Regions from separate parts of the Mus musculus genome. Here regions 2 and 3 are each linked to region 1. A link is a loop called in an ENCODE intact Hi-C map of the cell type or tissue named here. Cell type or tissue: left cerebral cortex. All regions are shown on one strand.

Region 1 (8,000 bases):
CTTGGCTCTGATGATTCCTTCCCAGTAAGTATCAAGCAAGGTCTGACTACTGCCTGCCTTCCTGCACATGAAACCTACTTGTCTGAAGCAATATTTGGGCCTCCAGGACTGCAAGGAAGAAAAGAATGACCAGAGTCTACGAGAGAGAGCAAGGTGAAGATTCCTATGGTGGGGCAAAAGGGTATCTGAGAACTCCCAGCATAGGCTCAGAACCCCAAGGAGACTGGGGAGATGCTGGTATCCGCCCTCTTGGGAAGGAGACAGGAGAGGGGAGAGAGGCTAAGGACCTTAATTTCAAGTCAGCTATAAGCCAAGCTGAAATATTTACGAGGTGGGGGGGGGGAGGGACTTTGATAAACCAACTGGAAGGTCAGTTCAATTACAGGGTAGGTAACAGGAACCGTGAAGAACAATAGTCAAGAAATGGTTTCCTCGTGGCCCCCAAGCCCATGAGTATAGGAGTCTCTGGCCCGGTTGGGTCTTCTGAGCCTTGGAGTTGGCTCCCAAGCCCACCTGCCTCGGGGAAATGTAAAAGGTGTGCGAGGAAGCTGTGAAGGAGACCTGAGGGAAGAAAACCTATGGTTCTTAAAGCATCGTGCACTCCCTAAATCTTGATTTGGTTCTGAAGAGTCCTAGCCCTCCCCAAGAGGAGAGTCATCTTTCTGGAGTGATACCACCAAACTTGGCTGTTCCTCAGGGGCCCACAGAGCCCTTGGAAAGACACCTGGAAAAAAAAAATAACAAACAACCTATGCTCTCCTGGGGAGCTGACGGGCCTTCTAAGTCCATCAGGAGGTGGGGGTCAGTAGACTCATCGCTCTGGGTCTCAGACTAACTCCTTCACCACTCTTTGACTCTGTGTCCCTGTCTGGGTCCTCATCTCTTCTGTTTCCTCTCCCCCATCCCACCAGGCCTCTAGAGCCCACCTCTAATTGTCCTGATGGGAATAATGGGGGAGCGGGGTTGGCTAGAAAGGAAGGGGGAGGGGAGAATCGCTTAGCGCCATGGCCCCCTCCTCCATATCTTGCCCAAGCTAGGGCTGGGGGGACACACCCAGAACTGAGCTCTCAGGCAGGGAAGGGGGGAGAGAGAAGAGAAAGACCCTAATGGCTATTCTCTGCAAACCCCAGCCTTTCTAGGCAAGACAAACGGCCTCGTCTCCAGCCCGTGCCGGCGCTGCTGATAAATATTTAAAGCTAAAAGGCCGGGAGGAAGGGTTGGGGGCGGGCTGGGGGCTTTGAGCTCTGTGGCGTCGGCAAAAAGAGATCCGCTAGGGCCTGAGAGCACTGAGCAAAACTGGGAGTGGGGGTGGCGCGCGTGGTCCCAGCCCAGACTTAAACGGCGTGGCAATGGCCGATCTGCAGCCGGGAATAACCTGGACACAGAGAAGGGTGCCCTGGCCGGAAGGGAGCCCTTCTGGGGACCGTGGCCCGGACACTGCGGCTCGGGACCGCTCAGAGCGCGGCTTTACCTGAGCTTCGCATCCAGGGGTAGATCCGGAAGTTACTCTCGGCCGCCAAGTCCGAGTCCCTCTGCTCCTTGGCGCCAGCCGCCTTGGCGGGGTCGCCCGGACACACCCCGGAGAGGTTCTGCTCAAAGGGCGCGCAGTGCATGTTGAAGGAACTCGGTTCGAGCCCGTAGCCGGCCGCATAGACGCCAGCCGCGCTCTGGCCCGCCATGGCCCCCCCGCCGGAGTACAGACCCTGCACCGAGGCGGAGAAAGGAGCGCCCGGACCTGCTCCATAGCCCGGGCGCTGGGGGTTGGAAGCAAAGGCGCAAGAAGTTTGTTCGGGGAAGGCTCCTGGAGCGAAAACCGAACTTGCGGCTGGATATTTAGAAAATAAAGCATTCGCATAATACAATGAACTCATAATTTGGCCGGATGATTTGTAGTCGGGGACGTTTTAGTGTCGGTTTTACGAGATTCCTTGATATATTACAGAATTAGAGTCCAGATTTACACCAAAAGGACCCCCTTTTTCCTCTTCTGACCACGTGACCCCGGCCCACGTGATATCCCCTCGGCCAATGGTATGACGGCCTCCCGGAGGCTCCCAGTAATGTGGAAAAAATTGTGTGGCGTTGGATTTATAAAATATGATCAATAATGAATGGGAAGGCCGAGCTCTGCGGATTGGGGCTGGGGGCTTAAGGGCCGCTGTCGACCCCCGCGGGCTGGAGGCAGCTTGCAGGCGAGATTTGGGGAAGAAGGAATTGAGTGGAAGAGAAAATAAATAACCTCTGAGGGAACCGTGTTGTCATCCCCCACCCATTTCCCCCAGCCGGTTACAGAGCGAGAGAGACGCAGGGATTGAATGTTCGCAACTTGGTGGGTGGGTGCTGGCCGAATATTTATTAATTTGGGTTAATTCATCCGAGCTGCTGCTCTTCTCCCAAGAGGAGGCGAGCCTGGCCTCCCGGTTGTCTTAGTGCCCCAGTTGTAGTAACTAGATGTGACCAAGGCGTCCCTAAGGCAGAGATCCAACCCAATAAGGCGTTGGACGCTGAGATTTCTGATGACAATAAAAAGATATACAAAATTTAAAAAGAATGGAATGGGGGCTGGGAGAAAAAGGAAGGGAGGAAGGAGGCTTGGGTCCGGCTCGCTGCTTTCCCGGTTCCGGAAGGCGGATGCCTCACTCACTGGAGCGTGGCTGCCAGGAAGGCAGAAGCAACGAAGGAAGGAAGGCTGCGGCAAGCCGAGGCCTAGAAACTGGGAGAAAGTGACGACGTCCCAGAGAGGGGAGGTAGGGAGGAACCGCTTCCCTCTGCTCCTGTTTCCCCAACCTGAGTCCAAGGAAAAAATGGAAATAGAAACTCAGAAGTCTTGCGCTGCATCTTTCTCACCCCCCCGTACCCCCCCCCCCAAACACACACACACACACACACACACACACACACACACACACACACACACGGAAACAAAGAGAAAAGCGGCGGGGGACACTAGCCACCAGCCTGGGTAGATCTCTTCCCAAGAGCGGCCTGGGCGCTGGAGTCTCCCTGGTCCTTCAGCCTCAGAATGCAAGGGGAGGGGGTTTCTCTTGGCTCCCCTCCCTCGATCCTCTCTCCTCCAATCACGTTCAGCCGCCTCCCTCACCCCCTGCGCCCCTGGGCCCAGGGACTCGCACCACCTGCTTCCAGCCCCCGCCCCCGCCCCCTCCTCTCAGCGACCTAGCCTAGGCCAGCCCAGGAGCCTGCTGACCAGCTCCCCCCCACCCCCAGCCCTGCAAGGCGCCTAGGAGCGAATGAGGAGCGGCGGCCCGGGCCAGTCTCGGGTTCTCGCTTGTAAACTTTATTGTAACTCTTCCGCCCTTTTCAGGCGCAGACAACAGAACAAAGTATAGAGGAACAACAAAATATATAATTAGCCCTCCCTCCCCCCCATAAAGCAATTCACAGATACAGGATACATTCTCTTCACAGTAAACCTAAGAACACTTTTAACAATGCTCACAGCGCGCATGCTAACTAAAGTAATCTCTTTTGAGAAACACTTAAGACAAAATTGTCAAACCAAAGGGGGTGGGGGTGGGGGGACAGGAGGAAAAGAGAGAAGCAAGAGAGAAAGCCAGCTAGGGAGGGCAGCGGGGAGAGGGGGTTGCGAGGAAAGATGGGGACGCGGTGAGAGAAAGAGAGCGAGAGAAAGAGAGAAAGTGAGCGGGAGACAGAAAGAATTACGGCGTGAATAGGCAGTTTCATGTTGTTGGGAAAACTTAGCAGAAATCGGTACCTCGGTCATTACAAAGAAGCACGTTCAAAGGAAACAGACCATTGCACAAGGAGGCTTTTTTACATGGGGCGGGGGCGAGGGGGTTCTGCCAGGCCGCAGTCGATCACCCTCGCAGGACGAGGGAGTCCTTGCTTAAAATCCTTTTCTTTTTTTCCCCCCGGACCCCCAAGAGAAGGGAAGGAGATCCACGGTAGCTCACACACAGAAGCTATTACGAGATACTACCACTAGCGGGGACTGGCGCGGCGGGGGACGCTGCTGTGGGAGGCCCAGCTCCTGGCTCCGCTCGCGGGGCCGGAGCTCTCGGAGGCGGGGGGCGGGCGGCGGCGGCGTGGTCGCGGGGGGGACCGGCGGACGTGCGGGCTAGTCCGGGCCCGAGCAGTCCCAGCTGGAGCCTACTTCTTGTCACCCTTCTGCGCATCGCCCTGCTCGGCGGTCTCTGGTGCCCGCTCCAGCTTCTCTTTCTCCAGCTCCTCCTGCTCGCATTTACTGCTGGGAAACTTGTCTTTGTTGTTCTCCTTTTTCCACTTCATTCTCCGATTCTGGAACCAGATTTTGACCTGTCTCTCTGTCAGTCCCAGCGCGTGCGATACCTCGATCCTCCGCTTGCGAGTCAGATAGGGATTAAATAGGAACTCCTTCTCCAGCTCCAGGGTCTGGTAGCGACTGTAGGTCTGGCGGCCTCGCCTGCGTCCGGCGGCTGCTGGGAATGGGGGAAAAGGGCGAGACAGAGGGGAGGGTGGGGGAGGGGGAAGAGACAGAGAAGGTTGGAAGATTCGTGAACCAGCCTAGGAGACCAGGATAATAAGGGCAGGGGACCCTTATGCGGGGGCGGGAGGGGGAGCGCGGAAGACGCGGTCAGCGGGGGGGGGGGCGAGGGGGGACTAGACAGCCCTGAATCTGCAGGGGCCATAAAGGAGGAGCCCCTTCTCTGGTAACTAGAACCAGAATAGGGGGTTCAGATACATTAAAAGTGCCATAAAGTTTAAGAGGGTGGATGTGGAGGGGGGAGTAAGACTAAAAAGCCAGAGTGGGGACCTCGAACCCACCTTGAAAAGCCCCCAGAGCCTCTGCCCCAGAAGAAAAGTTTCTTCAGGGTAATTAAACTATAAAGCAATTGAGAAGTGCAAACGTTGAGCGCCCCCACACCCACCAGTCTTTCTCCACAGCCCCCATAAAACAGTAAAAGGGGAAAGGAGGAGAAGAAGAAAAGTTAAGGAGGGTGAGGGGTTTATGGATTCAGGAAATTCGCTTAGAGACACCCCCCCCTCCTTCAAAGGAAGCAAAAAGAAAAGGGGAAAAAGAAGAAAAGAAAGTGGGACAGAAGGGAGAGGAGGTAGGTGTTTGGAACGGAGCCCACAAGTCCTCTAGGAGCAGAAGATACTCCCGGACTGCCCACCAGCCCTCCCCCCCCCACCGGCATGGGGGCCCCCCTGGCCCCTTCCCACCCTGTCAGGTCCAGGTCGGACGGGAGCTCACCTTGAGGGCGCATCCAGGGAAAGAGCTGTGTGGGCGACGGGCTCTGCTCAGACCCCTCGGCCTCCTCGCCCAGGCCGCTGGCTGCCGCGAGCTTGCAGTCTGCGTACTGCACCAGGTCTGGATCCTGCGCACCGAACAGGCTCTGGCGCTGCAGAGGGTCGTAGCCGTAGAAGTTGCCGGGGTCGCCGTGGCACGCCACGGCGCACGGGTTCTGCTGGTAGGGAGCTGTGGACAGCGACGATGGCCCGTGGTAGAACTCCTGGATTTGCGAAGGGTGCTGGAAGCTGCCGCCGCTGCTGGGACCGTACACCACGGTGGGTCGGCCGCCCAGGTCCTGGGCGAAGCCGCAGTCATAATAATTGGGGCGCAGGGACTCCCCGGTTTTGTATTTGGAGAACAGTGAGTTGACGAAATAAGAGCTCATTTTATTGAATTTTGAGGCGGCGGCGGCGGCGGCGCAGGCTGTAGTTGGGGGCTGTTGGGGAGGGGGTGGGGAGGGGGAAAAGGGAGGGAGAGAGAGAGAAAAAAAAACGCGGATTCGCCGGCTCCTAGTCACCCTCGCCAGGAAAGGAGAGGAAAAGGGAGGAGGGGAAAAAAAAGAAGGAAGGAAGGAAAAGAAAGAAAAGACGAAGAAGATCTCAAAGCCGCCACACTTTTTGTGATTTCCAGGAATAGAAGAGCGAAGCCTGCAAAAGTCTAAGCCTGCATGGCAGCCGCGGCTCGCTCGCCCTCCCCCCACCCCCCACCCCCCAAACAAAAATATACCGCCACTTAAAGAGGTCCTCGCTTTACATTTCGAAGAAGGGATGCCAGTTCATAAACAGTTTTCGGTGATTTACTTCCCTCCAAATGAGTTGTTTCATATTTTGCCCCGTCTTTTCACCATCATTTGCATCCATTAGAGACCCCGCATCCTATTGGCTTCTGGGTACTCCTCCCGGACAGAACGCAGAGCGAGGGTGAGAGCGAGAGAGAGCGAGTGCGAGAGAGAGCTAGAGCGAGAGAGCGCCAGGGAGTGAGGAGAGGGCAGAAAAAAAGGAGGGGAAGAGAAAAAAACACCCAGGGAGAAAGAGGGGGAGAGGGGGGGAGAGGGAGGGGGGAGAGAGAGAGAACGAATACGGATTAAATCTGTTTAACTACCTACATTAATGAGATATCTCTTGCCTCACAACAAATCAAATACCTTCGCAGACCACCCCCAAAGACTGATGTGGGGGAGTCACGGAAAAACACCATACACACACATCCACAACGCTGAGCCTGGCGTAGGCACGCTGTTAATTTCGCGATTTTAACGAGGCAATTGGAGTCTTTCTAAATGTCAGGGTCGCTTCGGAAAAATGTAAAAGAACACGGTTTAATTGCACCGAGTTTTAAAAGGTCCTATAAATGTAATTGGTATTTTAATACAAGTTATCAAATCATACAGCTTCCTCTCCTAAACATATTTTCAAACAAACGAGGTAGTCATATTTAAAGCTTTAATGATCAATTTCCTTATTATTGATAAAGGTTTAACTATCGTGTGGAGGGAATTGGCTGGGTAACCAGCCCCCAAAAAAACGGCTGTAAACTCTTTAACAAACTATAAAACGCAATAAAGCCGGAGTCTGTTGTTGTTTATGCTGCAGCGCATAAAAGCTGTTAGCATTTTACGAGTTCTTTCCTCTACAGCTATAAAACTGCAGCTTCGATCGCCCCCGCCGCCCGACTGAAGCACGGTGGGGGTGACTTAGCTGAAATGAGACCGATTATGGGTTGCTGTGGATTTTTTTTTCCCTTTCGGCACAAACGGTGACTTTCCCCGAGATTTTCTCCCTTGCAGACACACCTGACCCCACTGGCTCTTATGAGACCCCAAACCACCCCGAGATCTGTCCTCACCTAGGTCACGCACATAACTTTCCCTCATTAAGCAAACACGCGAGATTTTCTGTGGAAAGGGAGTCTGAGAGGGCCTGAGAGAGGAAGAAGAAACTTTCTGGTTAATGGGCAGTGCTAAGGTGGAACAAAGTTCTGCAGGCGGCTGCCAATTCTGCCATTTACAGGAGCTTTACCTGCTGGTGGTTGGGGGGAGCTGCAAGAGAAAGGGGGGGGTCTTCTGGAGGTGCTTTGGCCACTTTAGAGGGAAAGGTCCAGTGATATCAAAGGATGATATCTCGTGTGGCTGTAAACCTGTGCCCCGGGCCTTGGCATTCAGAAACCAAGCCCCACTGACACCCAGCTTTCTGGGGCCAACCACCCATTCCTTCTACACACAAGCCTTCCAGGTATAGATAGTGACCTCTTCATCCACACAGCAAAAGAGGTAAGGGTAGTGGAGACTAAGGCTGGGTACCAAGGCCTTGGTTACTGCTGTCTTATGCTCTCCCGTGCCCAACACAAAGGTGTGGGTTTAAAAGGCACCTGTTATTGGTATATGTCCCCATAGCCATTTGACCACCTGCACTAACCTTGGAGTGGAAAAAAACAAGGCCACCAAGGTCTCCATTTCCCCTCTTCTCTTGTTGGGGTGCCTTTAGTTGGACCTCCAGCACCTGAAGATCTGAGGCCTCAAATCCAGAAATGACTGGCTGCCCCACTCCAAGCCCAGGCCCTCCTCTGTGTACCTGGCACATGGCTGGTGGGGGGGGTCAAACCTTAGGGTGGCAGGCAGAACCAATGGTCTCCTGAGGGAACTGACTGGAAAGACAGAGAGAAGGAGAAAGAAACGTCCTAGAACAAAGGCAGAGTCAATTTTACAAATAAATTAAATCTACTGCCCGTTCTCTAAGGTGCTTCTTTTTTT
Region 2 (8,000 bases), 390 kb before region 1:
TCTTAAACTCTTACATTGTTCTGGCCACAACCTAAGTTGTGTGGTTGAATCTAGTTGCCAGGAAGGGAGGGGATGGGGGTGCTATGAGGCCATCAAAGTACAGGAGGAGAAGAGGATACACACCAGAGGTACACTAGCAGCTGCAGTCACCTTGTGACACAGTGAAGCAGGCGCTGGCAGTCACTGTGAACTTAGGACATCCAGAAAGGAAGCAAATGAGTGTGAACTGAGAAGCCGCCATAACTCCAGGTGTTGGGTAATTCGTGGTGATTAGGGGAACGTGTTTCCCATTAATGAGGAGTGAGCATTTGTTCAGAGTCATTATCTGTGGCCCAAGAGTCATAACAGAGGCCTCAAATAAATGGAGTGTTTGGTTTGCCTTTCGAAACGTTTCAGTTTGGGATGATTTGGAAGGCCACCCCTTGCCTAGTGAAAGGCTGGAGCAATGACCTTCTTGCTTGCGTCTCTGCAGTCAACTGGTGTGTCACCATCAGGGGTGGAGCAGTGGCTAGCACACAGGATGGCACGCTGACCGGTGCTTATGCCATCAGGAGAGATGGTATTCAGTCTCACACAGTTTCTGCTTAGATCAGTGCAAGGGAGACTGCCCAACAGAAAGATGTAGCTTCCTGGAGTTCGAGGGCTCCCGGTGGTGTGAGTACTTTGCAGTCAGTAAGAGGTATTAGAGTAATACTAGAAGAATTCTATTCCAGACCAGAAACCTGTGGTCTAGAGTCGGGTATGGTGGTACCCAAGTCTCAAACACTTGGGACTTGAAGGCAGGGGGATCAGGAGCTGAACGTCAGACTAAGGAACATATTGGGTATGAGGCCAGACTAGGTTAAATGAGACCCTTTCTCTGAAAATGAAAACAAGAAAAAAAAAACAACAAAAAAGGAAAACAATGTGATTTAAAATACAAGAAATTTGCTAGACTCTTAGATTGGACTGTTAGATTGTTTGGGCTGTGATTCCCATCTCATTCAGATTTTGAGACAAACTCTCACTATGTAGCCCAGGCTGGCCTCACACTCACTTTATGTTCAGGTTGGTCTCAGACTTGTGGCCATCCTCCTGCCTCAGCCCACTGAGTGCTAGGTTTAAGTACTCCATGCCTGCCTAGAGTAGTTTGGGTTTAAAAGTAAAAGTACTTTGTTTGCCAGGTTCTTAAATCGTGCGATAAACTGATTTCCTCTTTCTGTGTTTCTCATTTGCCCAGTTGATTAAGTTGCGTGGGCCAGATAGCTCAGGTGGAGAGAGCACAGGGCTAATGAGACCAAGGTTACAGGTGTTATCCCTAGATAGGCCAGCTGGTGTGCACAGTTCTCTTTTATGTCTAGCTGACTGCTTCTCTAACCCTGGTTAGCTGGTCTGAAATCCTCAAAAGGGATTGCTAAGCAGGAGAGAGTGGGTCACATGGCAGAGACACCCCTCTGCGCCCCCCCCCCCCCCCGCAGTCCTTACACAGCATCAATGGGCTAGCTGGATCTCTGTATAAAGAGAAATGCAACTGGTCCCTCTGACAGTAAACCGCCCGCAACCCTGGTGAATCACGCTCTACCATCTTGGATACTGAAATGCCACATTTAGAACACTCAAGAGAGCAGCATTGACATCTGTCACAGGACAAGGTCCAGGGCTCTCCATTTTTTGCTTCCTGCCTGCTCTGAGTTCTGTCTCCCACTTCAAACCCCACCTCCGTGTTTCCACCCCACTGTGAGCTGTCAGGATGCTACTCCGGAAAATGATCTCCAAACCGGAATGAGATCCACTGCATCTCCTTGTTCCAGATAGAAATGTCATTTCTCACCGTGACTGAAGACTTTTCTTTTATCTCTTATCAAAAAACCCTGCCAGTCTGTCCACACAACCTGGAGAACAAATATGTTTTTGATCCCTCTGTGAACAAACCGGGCTAGGCACCTGCACAGCCCTCGGTGGGTGGGGGAGGGGTGGCTGGCCCTCATCCTGACTCTGTGCCAACTCCTGCTTGTGGAGAGAGAAAGCAAAAATGATTGATTCAACATCTTAATGAAGATAAACAAACAGAAAGGGACATCAAATAATGGCCCTGACAGTTTGAAACAAACCAAAAGAACAGCTTAACATTTCATTCAGGAAGAGACGCATTTCACGTGGGGATGACAGTTTAATAATTTGTAAATACCACTGGCTTGGCATTATAGCTAATCCAAATATTTTCATTTCTCATTGTAAGTCACCCTCTGCTGATGGCCTGTCCCCTTCAGCTCACAGCTTTCACCCTTGGAGTCTTGACAGAAGGCGGAGAGGAGTAGAAGAGAGGGGCTCGCAGGTTCTGCATGGAATGTGAGTCACGTGGTCAACTTCCTGTCTATTTTCTGATTGGGAATGCTCCAGGGTAAGACCACTGGCTTGCCTGAAGAACCCACTGCCTTCTTTTTCACCTCCCCTAAAAAGTATCAACTCTCTTCAGACTGTATTCTTAACGCAAAGCATCTCAACCTGTCTACAATGCCCCCTCCCTGCCCTCCGACTCTGTCCTAAAGACCCCCCCCCAGTCCTCAAGAAAAGAGTCAGTCATCTAAAATGTGTTTTGTGGTTCTAATGCTCTACAAAGAAGGCCAGCCTTGTGAATGCTTGTGCCTAAGCCACCCTTGGGTAGGCATAAAGGAGAAGCAGGAAGTTGGGGTGGCAACTATAAGGAAGGATGACCAAGAATCCTTTATGTTAGCCAGGACATTGGTTTGTTCTTAATGAAAAATATCCATGGAAATAGGGGCAATGTTGTTAAGTCATTTGGAAGTTTTAAGAGTAAAAGCTAGTATATGTAATTATGGAAGAAGAGCCAAAGGAACACTGTTAGGCATACATAGGCTTTGGGCTTAAAAAAAAGAAAAAAAATATCACCCCATCAATTCATACAGATATATATATGTATGGGAAGACCTGTCACATCAGCCCAGGCACATATATGTATATATGTATGTGTGTGAGATATAAATATAAATTTACTTATATATATATATGTAAGGGAAGACCTGTCAGATCAGCCCAGGCAAGAGACCACACTGGACGGGTGTGACAGGCAGGGGCCCAGAGCGAGAAGCTGCAGTTCTGAGATTCCTCCACAGGGAAGCAGTATGAGATCAGGGTTTAGACGGAGGGAGGCAGCCCCAGCTCCACCGGCTTCCCTGGCTCCTTCTCCCTTCTCCTAGCCCTTGGCTAGGGAGGGCTGTGAGCTAACTAGCCCTTCATTCTCAGCCCTATCCCTCCTTTCTCTTATCCCCAGCTCCCGGCATAGTGCTCTGTCTGTCCCAGCTAGGACTTGTGCATTGTGGGGTAGGACGGAGGGGATTCTACAAGGGCTCAGCGTTCCCTCCTTGAGAATGTGTTTGATCTCGAGCTGCAGGCAGGCACAGAGGGAAGAGCTTAACAGTAAGTCAGGTTTCATGCTGGTCTTGGAGGCGTGGGTCCTGATAACCTCTCTGGGGCTGTCAGATCAGTGGCTTTTGACATTCTTCAGAAAAGAGTCAGTTTACCTTTGGTATGCTGAAGGAAACAGAACGAGTGAACACTTGGCTTTGTTTGAAATACCGAAAGCAGTACAACTTTATGGGTAAAACCCTGAGCAGAGAGCTTACAACCCAGTCACTGTCTTGACAGCACCCTGATTGGTGCGTGGCAGCAGGAGAGGCATTGCTTACCTCTGACAGTTACAGACTAGAAATAAGAGAAGACATATTTCTGATAAGTCTTAAGGTCTAGCCTGGGGATGTAGCCTACTTGGTAGGATGCTTGCCTGGCATGCCCAACGTGCTGGGTTGGGCCCCAGCTTTGGATAAAACTAATTGTGGTGGAGCACACCTGTAATCCCAGCACTTGGAGGCGGAGGTAGGAGGATCAGAAGTTCAAGGCTGTCCTCATCTATACTGTCAGTTCAAAGCCACATTAAACAACAACAACAACAACAATGGTAACAAAATCAGTAACAATAACACAACCCTAAACCCTTAAGATCTATGCTCCTTATGTAGGCCTGGTATAAAATACTGAATATTGTGATTATGCTTTTTATCCAGTTTAAAAAAAAATTACATGTCTGAGTGTTTGCCTGCATATGTACCATGTGCATGTCTGGTGTATATAAAGGCCAGAGAGGGTGTTCGATCCCCTGGAGCTGCAGTTACAGATGGCTGTGAATCATCTTATAGGTTCTGGGAACTGAACACAGGTTCTCTGGAAGAGCAGCCAGTGCTCTTAACCCCTGAGCCATATCTCTAGACTGTAGATGTTCTTTTTTATATATATAATTAATTTTAAATTAATGAATGGGATTGTATATATTTATCATGTACAACATGGTATTTTGAAATATGTAAAAAAAAAGGGGGGGTTAATTTGTGGTGTTGACAGAACCGTGGGTCTTATACATGGTAAATGAGTAAATTATTTTTTTCAAGACAGGGTTTCTCTGAGTAACAAGCCCTGGCTATCCTGGACTCACTCTGTAGACCAGACTGGCCTCGAACTCACAGAGATCTGCCTCCCTCTGCCTCTGGAGTGCTGGGATTAAAGGTGTGTGCCACCATGCCCAGCATGAGTAAATGTTTTTAAGATAGAAGAACTTGACCTTTCTTAGTAGATGCGAGGGTGAAATCCTATAATCTGAGCACTGGGGAGATGGAGGACCACGAGTTTGAGGCCAGCCTAGGCTATATAGCAAAACTCTGTGGAGAGAGAGAGAGAGAGAGAGAGAGAGAGAGAGAGAGAGAGAGAGAGAGAGAGAGAGAGACTTTTCTTTTGATAACAGTTATTAAAAAACTTCCTAGGAAATTTAAGGTTTGAAAATCTGTCTCATACAATAAGCAGAAATTCTAGTTCCAAGATTTCACATACCGAGAGGGCGCAGAAAGCAGAGAGAACATGAAGGACGGAGGGCCAAGGGTCCCTATAATATATCTCAGGTAACCTCTTACCACATATTTCATTCCTTCCTTGAAATATTTCAGAACTTAAACTTTTCTTTCTTTGCCAACGTTGAGGAAGGTGCCCGGCACTGACTTGTTCACCTGGATCCCATTTTCCCCCCTTCATAGCCGTTCTAAGTCATTTTCAGACCCTTTAAATCAGTTACCTTCCTCCTAGGGAGCCATGGTAGAGAGTAAGCAAAAAACCAGAGAGGTGGGCCGGAGAGATAGGTCAGTGGTTAGGAACCCTGGCTGGTTTCCAGTGGACCCAGATCCTATCCCCAGCTCAAGCACAGAAGCATCTGATGGACCCCAGTTCCAGCAAATCTAAGGCCCTCTTCTGGCCTCTGTGGGTACCAGAGATGCAATGCACACGACACACAAATATATGTGCAGACAAACCGCTCATGCACACAAAGTAAATCTCTCTCTCTCTCTCTCTCTCTCTCTCTCTCTCTCTCTCATATAAGAGAATATAAAGCCTGCTTTGTCATAAGTTTCTCTGCTGTCCCTGCCTCTCAGAAGGGAAAAGGCCAGAGACGGATGGAAGTAGAGTTTATGAGTGGATTTCCAGTGGGCAGTTCCCAAGACAGGACCAGATGTAAGGATGCTAGCTGCAAACAGCCATCCAGCCAGTCCAGGGAAACCCTGTGGTAAAAACCAAGCCAGAGAAATAGAAACTGAGTGGTAGGAACAAAACAGAGAGCACAAATAAAATATTGATCTGCCTCCCGTTTTCTGTTTCTGTCAGATAAGTAATGCAGCCAGCAGAAGGAAGAGTGCTACCCTCAGAACACCCTGCCATCTGTATCTTTCATAAAATGCAGTCGCATGCTATATTTGACATAGACTCCAGGAGTTCTCTTCTGCCCCAATCAACAAGAAATTATCAGCAATTTTAGGTGATTCTATGTCCAAACGAGCTTTTCTGCCAAGGCCGGATGATATTGCCAGGATCTGTGTGACCTGCGATTTTGTGTCTGTCTAGACAAGGTTAGGGAAAGGTAAGAGGGAGGTGAAGCCTGCTGGAACGGCTCTTATTAGAGAGAAACTTGTTAAAGAGAGATTTTAACAGCTCAAACTACCTTCGAGGCCAATAAGGCCACCAAAACGGATTATTGCATCATGATCTGAGGTTGTAGAAAGGACGCCGTTGCTGACTGATTAGGAAGCTATTGGAAATAAATAAAAGAGCGACATTATGTGAAACGCAGGGTCACAGCACAGGAGCATCCTGAAAAGCCATAGGTGTGCCCATTCCATTTTTCAAGGCGCTCATGAGTGCTTTGTGTATGGCCCTGGATTGCGGGTCTTTTGTATGGGATATTTTTAGATAAACTGATTTCACAGGGAGGGGGAAGGTGATGAGTGTCGCGTTGTGTTAATCCTCTCTCTTGACACCTTTGGGATCAAATTTGGTGCAGGGCACAAGTGAAATGAGTTTGGTGGCCTCAAGCTACACTAACACCGATATGTATCCTTAAACAAAGTCACAAATCACTGGCTGGCCTCGGTGATCATAGAGCTGAGGCGGCAGGAGTGTTACAGGTCACGGGCAGGACTGGCGGGTAGAGCTTTGTTAGGGGAACGAACCATGACCTCCCAGCCTCCTGTTTGGCGTATGCACATGCCAGCAACAACCCTTCTCATCCATAAAGGCGAATATTCACACTATTGTAAAGCCTCAGTCCAACATCAGTGTGTGTGTGTGTGTGTGTGTGTGTGTGTGTGTGTATGTACACACGTGCACATATGTGTGCCATAGTATGTGTGCCACAATTTGTGTGTGTGTACTTGAGTGTGTGTGTATGCACATGTTTGTGTATATGTGCGCACACACACATGCCCACACATACATGTGCCATAGTTTGTATGCATGTCAGAGGATACTTTGAGTGTTAGTCTTTACATCCATCCTGTTTGAGGCAGGTTCTTTTCCTTGTTTGCTATCGCATTCTCCACGGTAGCTGACCTATGAATTCTGGGGGGTTCTCCTGTCTCCACCCTCTTCTCACAGTAGGAATACTGGGGTAATACAGGGATGACAGACTTGCTCTACAATGCCTGACTATGTGGGTTCTGGAGATCTGAACAACTCAGGTTTCACATTTGTTTTCTAAGAGCTCAGCCCACTGAACCATCTCTCCAGTCCTTAAAACCATCATACAAAACCTCCAGTCATTAGAAGCCCCATGCTTCAGCCACTTGCAACTCATAGACGTGGTGGGTAGAGAGCATTCCCGTGTTTAAAATGTAACCGCCTTCAGCAAAATCACGGAATTTGTGTGGAATCAGCGAATTGGAAGTCTGAACCCTGTCTGCTCTCTCACCAGCACAGTGAGGGGCTTCTGCATCGCTTGGGTGAAAACACAGAGATTAGAAAACAAGGACCCTGTGAATGACATTTACAGAGATCTTGTACTGGAAAGGGCACATTTTATTATGACTCTGTGTCAAAAGTGTGGTTTCATCAGAAGACAGGAGGCAAAAGACAGGGGCAATCAATACCTGGGCCTCTGATATCTGAACTGGGAAAGAAAATCATTACCCTGTTATTTTTCTCGTGGCAATGCTTGAGATTCTGCACCTTGTTTCCACGCTAACCCAGGAGTTGGGGGGTTTGTGGGTTCAGAAACCCCTTGAAGAGAGTGAAATTAGAGCACAAAGCATTAGACAAATGTGTATACAACATTTTAGCATGAAAACAGGGAGAAAGGCTGAGAAAAAAAATTAACCTTTTGGAAAAAGCATATAATCCAATTTCCTATTAGTATTTGTCTAATTGCATGTGTTTAATTTGCGAGTCTCTGGAGTCATCAGTAGAGTTCCTTCCTTCCTTCCTTCCTTCCTTCCTTCCTTCCTTCCTTCCTTCCTTCCTTCTACCTCTTGACAAAACAGACCCCAGACAGATTTCTAGTGGAGAGAGTCCCCTCTGTAGCATCAGGCTGCTTGAGTGGTGTTTGTCTCTCTGTGTTTATTGAAAACTTTGCTTTAATGTCAGGCAGGCAGACCCACTGAAAGTGGGAAGTATGAAGAGTCTGACATTTGATT
Region 3 (8,000 bases), 490 kb before region 1:
TGTACCTGTGAAGTCAAGAGGACAACTTGTGGGAATTAGTTCTCTCCTTCACCATGTGAACTCAGGTCACCAGGCTTAGTGGTAAATGCACTTGGCAAATGAGCTATCTCACAAGCCCCTTACTTGATTATTTTAAATTCGGGGCTGGAGAGATGGCTCAGAGGTTAAGAGCACTGGCTGCTGTTCCAGAGGTCCTGAGTTCAATTCCCATCAATCACACTGTGGCTCACAACCATCTGTAATAGGATCTGATGCCCTCTTCTGGCCTGTAAGTGTACATGCAGACAGAGCACTCATGTACATAAAATAATGAAATGCATCAACATGGGAAGCAGACAGGCTATCACACTGTAGTCAGGCTGTTCGAGAACTCACTGTGTAGTCCATCCATGGCTTCAAAGGTGAGGCACTCTTCGTGGTGCAGCTTCTGGAGAAGTCCTGGAACTGCAAGTGTGATCACAACCACGTCTGACTTTTGAGCTCATATTTTGGATACAGTTTCAGATTTTGTTTTGCATCCAACTTTTTCTTGTTTGTTTTTCAAGACAGGGTTTCTCTGTATAGCCCTGGCTATCCTGGAATTCACTTTGTAGACCAGGCTGGCCTCCTGCCTCTGCCTCCCGAGTGCTGGGATTAAAGGCGTGCGCCACCACGCCTGGCTGCATCCAACTTTTAAAGAATCAACACTTGGTGGGAGCTTGCAGTCTAACTCAGTGTTTAAGAGCCTGTGCTGTGGAGGCTGGAGAGATGGTTCAGTAGTTAAGAGCACTGACTGCTCTTCGGAAGGCCCGAGTTCAAATTCCAGCAACCACATGGTGGCTCACAACCATCCATAATGAAATCTGACGCCCTCTTCTGATGTGTCTGAAGACAGCTACAACATACTTAAATATAACAATAATATAACAATAAATCTTTTAAAAAAAAAAAAGCGCGTGTGCTCTTGCAGAGGATCAGGGTTTGGTCCCCAGTATCTGCATTTGCATGAGTAACTCCAGCTCCAGGGACCTGGCATCCTCTGTAGTACAGCCACTTTAAGCATATCCCCAACTAGTTTACAAATAAATGGGACTTGGGCTATGGTTATTTTATTACAATAATGGGGGGAGGGGCTAATCTACTCTTGTAACTGCTGGTCTGGCTGCCTCCCTAGTGGTGTACCCCAGACATTTGCTGTTTCTCCTGGCTATGTGCTCATGTCCCATCTCCCCTCATGGCGGCTTCCTCCTCCTCCTCTCTCCATTCTCTTTCATCCCTCCTAACCTGGTATCTCAAATCCCACCTACCTCTAATCCCTCCAGTAATTGGCTGTAGCTAATTTCATTTAACCAATAGTTTGAAATCAAGGAACAAAGTTTGCACAACAAAAGCTTGTTTAACTCACCTAGTCATTGTAGGTCTCGACTTTCCGGTATAGAATTTAGCATTACAATACATAGCGACCTATCAATCCCTCAAAAATTCCCTTCTGTCCTCCATAGGTACCTGCACACACAAGTAGTACATACACACCTGTGCTCGATCACGAGTGCGCGCACACACACGCACACGCACACTCTCTGGTGCACACACACACCTTTACAAAGAAATCAGCATTTGTCAGCTGAGCGTGATGGTGCACCTGTAGAACCAGGATTGTGTATTTTCCAATGGAGGTAATCTTGGTCTACATAGTTAGTTCTGGGCCACCCAGGTTGGATAATGAGACTTCATCTCAAAATGAAAGCAGAGACAGAGACAGAGAGGGGGAGCACTATTTGATATGTTTTGTTATAGCAAAGGAATATTCCCAGTTGCTGGAGAAAGCCAACCCCCCCCAATAACATTTGTTATTCTTCATCTACCAAAACAAGAGCATGAAAGAGAAATGAAAGAGCAAATAAGAATCCAGCTGTCTCCTTCTAAGCCAAATACTAAAGACTTACAAATTCGTAACACAGAACTGTTCTTGCTTTTTTTGTCTTTGAAAATATAGATTATAAAATGTTAATAGGCAGTCCTTTATTATTTTCATTTTTATTTTGTAATTCTTTTTTTTTAAAAAGATTTATTTATTATTATACATAAATACACTGTAGCTGACTTCAGTCACACCAAAAGAGGGTGTCAGGTCTCATTACAGGTGGTTTGTGAGCCATCATGTGGTTGCTGGGATTTGAACTTCAGTGCTCTTCAGTCAGTGCTCTTACCTGCTGAACCATCTCTCCAGCCCCTATTTTGTAATTCTTTAACTGTATCTATTTGCTTCTCTGTAGTGTCTAGTTTTATGCCTATGAGTGTCTTGTTGTATGTTAAGTGCCCCTCATGAGTGTAGGGCCCATAAGGGTGTCAGAATGCTGGATGAGTGCCATCATGTGGGTTCTGGGAACTGAACCCAGGTCCCCTGCAAGAACAAGTGCTCTTACCTGATGTGCTGGCTCTCCTGCCTCAATCTCTCAATTTTTATTTCTAAGTCAGTGATTTCTACATTAGCAAAAGCTATTAAATGTCCCTATGATTTTAAAAGTTTGTGTAAAAGGATCCTGAGACCAAAGGCCTGAGAAATTCTGTTTTGAATTACATAAATAATATCCACCTGGATTGGTAACTACCATTGTGTTTTGCACTGGCTCTACAAACATTTAGGAGCAGTTCAAGTCAGTGTAGTACTGGGTTTTCATCTGACCCACACTTTTATAAGAGCCCATCTGTTTTTAAGGGGAGTTAGGATTAGAGAAATGACTTTGAGGTTGAGAGTACTTTCTGTTCTTGTATAGGTGCAGGGTTCAGTTCCCAACACCCACACAATGGTTCCAACTACTTCTAACTCCAGTGCCAGGAGATCTAAGGCCCTCATCTGGCCTCGTAGGGTTTCAGGTAGACACATGGTACACAACCTATTTATAGGCAAAACAGCTACAAAAAATAAAAATATTTATTTTTGATGTGTGTATGCCTCGGATCCATTGAAGTGGGAGTTGCAGGAATGTGTGAACTGTGTGAATTTGGGGGTCCTGAACTCATCTTCTGAAGCCATTTTGCCAACTCCTGTCTTGCTGTTTTTGAGGCAGGGTCTTAGGTAGCCCAAGCTAGCCTGAAACTCACTATATAGTTGGCGTTGGCCTTCAGTTCCTGCCTCTACTTCCAAGTGCTGGGGTTACAGAGGTAAAATTAACTTTTTTTTTAAAGACTTATTTATTTTTATTATATGTAAGTACACTGTAGCTGTCTTCAAACACTCCAGAAGAGGGAGTCAGATCTCATTACAGATGGTTGTGAGCCACCATGTGGTTGCTGGGATTTGAACTTCAGACCTTTGGAAGAGCAGTCGGGTGCTCTTACCAACTGAGCCATCTCACCAGCCCTAAAATTAACTTTTTAACAGATCAAGGAGGCTTTTCGTTTGTGTTTTCCAACAGCCTTACTCCGTATCCTAGAGCTCACTATATGTCTTTAATGGCCAAGTGTTAGGATTCTGGGCGTGAGCCACTTCCATTGGCTTAAGAGGACTTTAAGATATTTTTTTTTGTCTTTTTAAAAAAGATGTATTTATTTATTACATGTAAGTACACTGTAGCTGTCCTCAGACACTCCAGAACAGGGCATCAGATCTCATTACAGATGGTTGTGAGCCACCACGTGGTTGCTGGGATTTGAACTCAGGACCTTCCGAAGAGCAGTCGGGTGCTCTTACCCCCTGAGCCGTCTCTCCAGCCCGGACTTTAGATATTTCTATAGTAAGCATTTTCACCGGCTTTTTCTTGCTTACTAACTGTATGATCCTTCTTTGGGCTTGACAACTGTTGTCAACTTTCTCGTCTGCTGTTGGGATAATCTGTGGGTTTTCCAAATCAAACTGGCAGTGCCCTTGACAGTTTAGATGGGGAACTGCAACCTCTGAGGTTCAAACCCAGACTTTCGAGATCTTAGATCTTAGTAAGGCTTCAGGAACGCGAGAAACCTCCCACACTTACTGCTCTTTAACACCCTGAAGACGTTTAGGCTCCTAAGATGCTTTCGTCGGCCTTCAAACACGTTCCCTGAGCGCTGATTGGCCCGCCTAATGGCGGTGGGCGGGACACGGCACCGGAGTGGACTTTGCGGGGTCTCGGTCTTTGCGCTCCGCCTCCCGCGCCCCCTAGCGATTTCCGGAAAGATGCGGATTTCAGCTTAGGCCTGGGCGGGATGGAGAGCCTCCTCTGACCAGCGATCGCCACTGAGAGCCCTGGTCTTCAGGGGTGGGGCGTCCGGGACACTCAGGATTGGCCCGTCGGGAGCCGCCTCCCGTCGTGCACCGGGGCACCGGCGACTCACCCGGAAGGAGAAGCCGGTATCGGACTATATGGTGCGGTGCTGGTGGTGTCGCTGTGGAGAGCTGCTGCTGCTGCTCTCAGGTGAGGGGGCGTGGGCGTGGCCGCGGCTCGTAGGTGCTGCTTGGGAATGGGATGCTGGCTTGAGCCGTGGTGGTGGCATTTGAGTGATGGCCTCGGTTGACACACTAGGGAGGGGGCTGCCTTACTGCCTGGTATGAAAGTGAGGGCTTGCTGGGACCCAAGAAGAAAGGAAGCCTGGCTTTTCAATATACCTTGAAAATCGTCTTTCCGTCCCGATTTAGCCGGGAAAAGAGAAGGACCGTTGGGCTGGTTTCCATCTGAGTTTGCTAAAGAATGGAAAGGAGTGGCCGGAGTCAGAATTAGGGATGTCTACCCAAGTGGCCGGCAGTGGAAGGGAATGGCAGATATTTTTCGCAGATACTGGAAACTATGCTCTTCCTTTGTTACTTGCAGGTGAAAGGAGTGGGTTACCGACTGAAAAATGAGAACAGCTGCTTGATGGACGGGACAGGTTTTCTGTCAGGCGGAAGAGCTTCCTCGAACACCTGTGGGTATTTAGGAAGGCGAGGTTTTAGAATTGCTGTCTGTTGACACCAAAGGCTCAAGAACGAGTAAGGAGGGGCGGGAGACTCCTTGGTGCAATCTTTTTTACAGCCTGATGTGTTTTTTACGTGTCCCTTGAAGTAGTTTTAAGAGGCGGAGAAAATGAGAAAGCTTTGAATTGCTCCCCTGAATTAGCAGCTGTGAGCTTTACAATGCGTCAAACTTTGTACACACCAAACCCCTTGGCTCTTTCCCGGGACTATGGGTGCTGGTACTGCCGAGGGAAGCAGTGAGCGCTTCAGATGGGATGGAAAAGGCCCCGGGAATGTAGTTAGCATGGAGTAAGTTTCCTCACCTTTCGAGGTTACTTGACTCTGCCCTTCCTTAATGGATGCACAGATCCACCTCTTTGGACGGGTCATGGAGGTGAAGTTAAGAACTTGCTGTTTCTCCAGGAATAACGACTGAGAGTGGTGTCGTTGGGAAGGACAGTGATGAAGAGCAGTGGTTGTTGGAAACGGAGTCTGCTTTTTGCAGTCTCAGTGTCTTAGGGGAAATTGACCACCAGAACCTTCTTAGTGCCTTTTACGCTTAGCCTTGAGCCTACAGAGACCCAGGAGACTTGGAATGTCTTAAAAGACAGTTTATTTGTTTCTCTATGACATTAGCTCCAAAACAAAGGAGAAAAACTTCCACATGGGGGTGCTGCAGGCCCCTAGCAAACTCTTTATACCAAACGTCTGATGAACAGTTACTGAACTAGAGTCTTGAGTTTCACAGACTTTTCCAGGCAGAGTGGTGTGATCTCCCCTAAGTGGATAGATGCCTTTCTTTCTTGTCATCTTTTCTGTTGTACTACAAACACAAACCAAACCAAACAACAACAACAACAACAAAACCACTTAAGAATATTTAACTTTCTGTTCTTCCGTTGGCAGTTTAGCAAGCGCCTAAGAGGAGAAGAGAGGGGGAAATCCCAGCAGGCTAATTAATATTCACAGAAAGCCTGTTGGTTTTGGTCACAGATCTTTGTCTGTACCCGTCTGGACTGTCGGACTGGGTTATTGGGGAATTGAGATTTCCTGCCTTTCAGTCTAGGGCCTCTTGGAGGTGGTGACTGCTGCGGATGAAAAAAATCAGACTGTCAGCAAGAATGCTGTTTATTATGGTGTTGAAATCACAAAACCTCGGGTTTGCTCCACAGTTCAGCTCTGTTTTGTTATCTGCCATGCAGCTTTGTCCCCGCATGCCATGTCTGTCTGTAGAGAGACCTTCTGGGATATTGGGAAGAATTGCAAAAGCTGTTTGCTTTGCTAATTTCATGCCGTAAACGAGTTTCCCTTCCTTTGAAACATTAGCCCTATGTTAGCAAAACATAAAATAGACGGAAGCTCATTATGCACTCTGCTAATGGTAAGGCAGAACTAATAAGAGAATGTGTTTAAAATTAATTGTGGGACTGTAAAAAACGAGTGGGTGTGCGGATGGGCATGGGAGGAGGAGAGAGGGAGAGCTTAGAGAGAGCCTTGTTTTCCCAGGAGCCAGCCCGCATCATTTGTTGGCAGTACATATTGGCTGGAGTCAGTTTTCATTTCAAGGTAAATTGGAAAGGGAAATTAAACCTTATTGTTCTGCTCTTAAGAGAGAGGAAGGGGGTGGAGGCGGCAGCCAGGGTGGCTGCAGTTGGAGCGGCTCTAGGAGTAACAAGATTAGTGCTGTATTTTAACAGAAGGTGACATCATGGGCCCCTTTGGAATCCAGTAACCCTGTGTTCCAGCCTTCATGGTCCCCGTGTTGGAGTGGGCGATGTCGCTGTACGCATAAACTACCACACTGGGGGAAATGAGTGGCTTAGGCTTTAATGAATCTTTACAAAGGAGCGGAATGCATCCTGAGTTGACCTGAGAAGCTGTGGGGTGCTTGGGCAGAGGTACAAACCGGATGGCATGGCAGGATCGCAACTGATTGTAGTGGTTGGCTCCAGGTCTGGAGAGCTAGCTGGTCAGGGAAGGTGGTAAACTGTAGCTGGCCTCTTCACCCCTAGGAGCACCCACCTGTATGGAGGTGACTTTGGTTAGCAAGACGAAGAGAGATTGGTATTTGTAAGGACTTGGTTGTCTCTAAATAACCAGGAGGGGGTGCTGGTAGGCTCCTTTTCAAGGCTCTGTTCCACAAGATTGTTAAGCCACAGTTCTTGGGCAAAAGTTTTACAGTGAAACCCACCTGCCTCTCTGGCCACAACACACTCTCCTTATGCCCCTAGGAGGCAAATTCCCCAGGGTTTTTAGCTTGCGGCTAACTAATGTGGGGTTCCCCCTTCCTCTTTCAGGTTTTACACATAATTGGGGTTGGGGGAAAGTTACCTACCTGGGTTTCCCCACGGGACATCTATTAAAAGCTTTGGGGTTTTGCTCTGAGAGAACCTGGTGAGGATGTGCTAACTGCTTCTTCCCACGTCTCTGCTCCCCCACCTCAGATGTGCCCTTCCCATGGGCTTGTGGTATAGGATGTTGGAGAACCAAGACCTGGAGGTAAGCAGGGTCTCCGGGTGGGTCAGAGTCGGAGGGCCACTTAAGAGGAGGGGACACAGACCAGGCAGTGGTGGTGCACGCCTTTAATCCCAGCACTCGGGAGGCAGAGGCAGGAGGATTTCTGAGTTCAAGACCAGCCTGGTCTACAGAGTGAGTTCCAGGACAGTCAAGGCTACACAGCAGTGCTTTCTCCCCATTAATACTCTTGGTGTTTCTCACGGGCTCACATTAAAGCTAGGAGAAGGAAAACAGTAGCAAGTGTATGTGCGGAGAAGGGAGCCTCCAGTTTGACTAACTCTTCCACTGGTTGGAATGTACTAGAATATAAGCTTTGTTTAAATGAAGGTTTTGGTTGTCACCCAAGAAATGGGGCTCATTAGGAGATTTTCATACATATACACATATGTCCATATATATAATATATTTATATATACATATAATATATATAAAACATATATTATATATATATCATAATGCTTTGTCCTTATCTGTCTACCTTTTCCCCATGCACATTAATCTCAGGGCCTTGCAAGTGCTCAGCTCTGGCATTGAGCCATGTATTTATATTCCTAGCTCTCTTTTATCTTTATTTATTTATTGAGAGAGTCTCACT

The links. Peaks named below come from ENCODE experiments on the same cell type or tissue, not always from the same donor. Only the 100,000 strongest peaks of a DNase experiment are listed, where the experiment ranks them.
Region 2: it touches region 1 in a loop (3-fold over the local background); 11 of 42 quality-filtered maps call a loop at or near these places.
Region 3: a loop joins it to region 1, with 4 times the contacts of the local background. A loop is called at or near these places in 5 of 42 quality-filtered maps.

What each region holds. Positions count from the first base shown.
Region 1 is chr11:96,280,599-96,288,598 of GRCm38, reverse strand. It overlaps Hoxb8 (homeobox B8), which reads right to left and starts at 6,694. Exons shown (of 2, transcript NM_010461.2): 1 at 5,213-6,694; 2 at 3,274-4,436. The coding sequence starts at 5,636. The coding sequence ends at 4,129. Hoxb7 (homeobox B7) reads right to left here and starts at 1,953. Exons shown (of 2, transcript NM_010460.2): 1 at 1,472-1,953. The coding sequence starts at 1,871. In left cerebral cortex, a CTCF peak has its summit at 3,939; a DNase peak (open chromatin) is centred at 4,206.
Region 2 is chr11:96,669,140-96,677,139 of GRCm38, reverse strand. All of the region lies in intron 4 of Skap1 (src family associated phosphoprotein 1), which reads right to left. Among named protein-coding and RNA genes, the nearest start is that of Snx11, 100 kb to the left of the region's middle. In left cerebral cortex, a CTCF peak has its summit at 3,107; DNase peaks (open chromatin) are centred at 1,671 and 3,150.
Region 3 is chr11:96,773,828-96,781,827 of GRCm38, reverse strand. Snx11 (sorting nexin 11) reads left to right here and starts at 4,273. Exons shown (of 8, transcript NM_001163389.1): 1 at 4,273-4,373; 2 at 4,767-4,860; 3 at 7,333-7,387. The coding sequence starts at 7,346. In left cerebral cortex, CTCF peaks have their summits at 277 (motif pointing left), 4,128, 5,534 and 6,968 (motif pointing right); a DNase peak (open chromatin) is centred at 4,153; H3K4me3 peaks cover 1,897 bases; H3K27ac peaks cover 849 bases.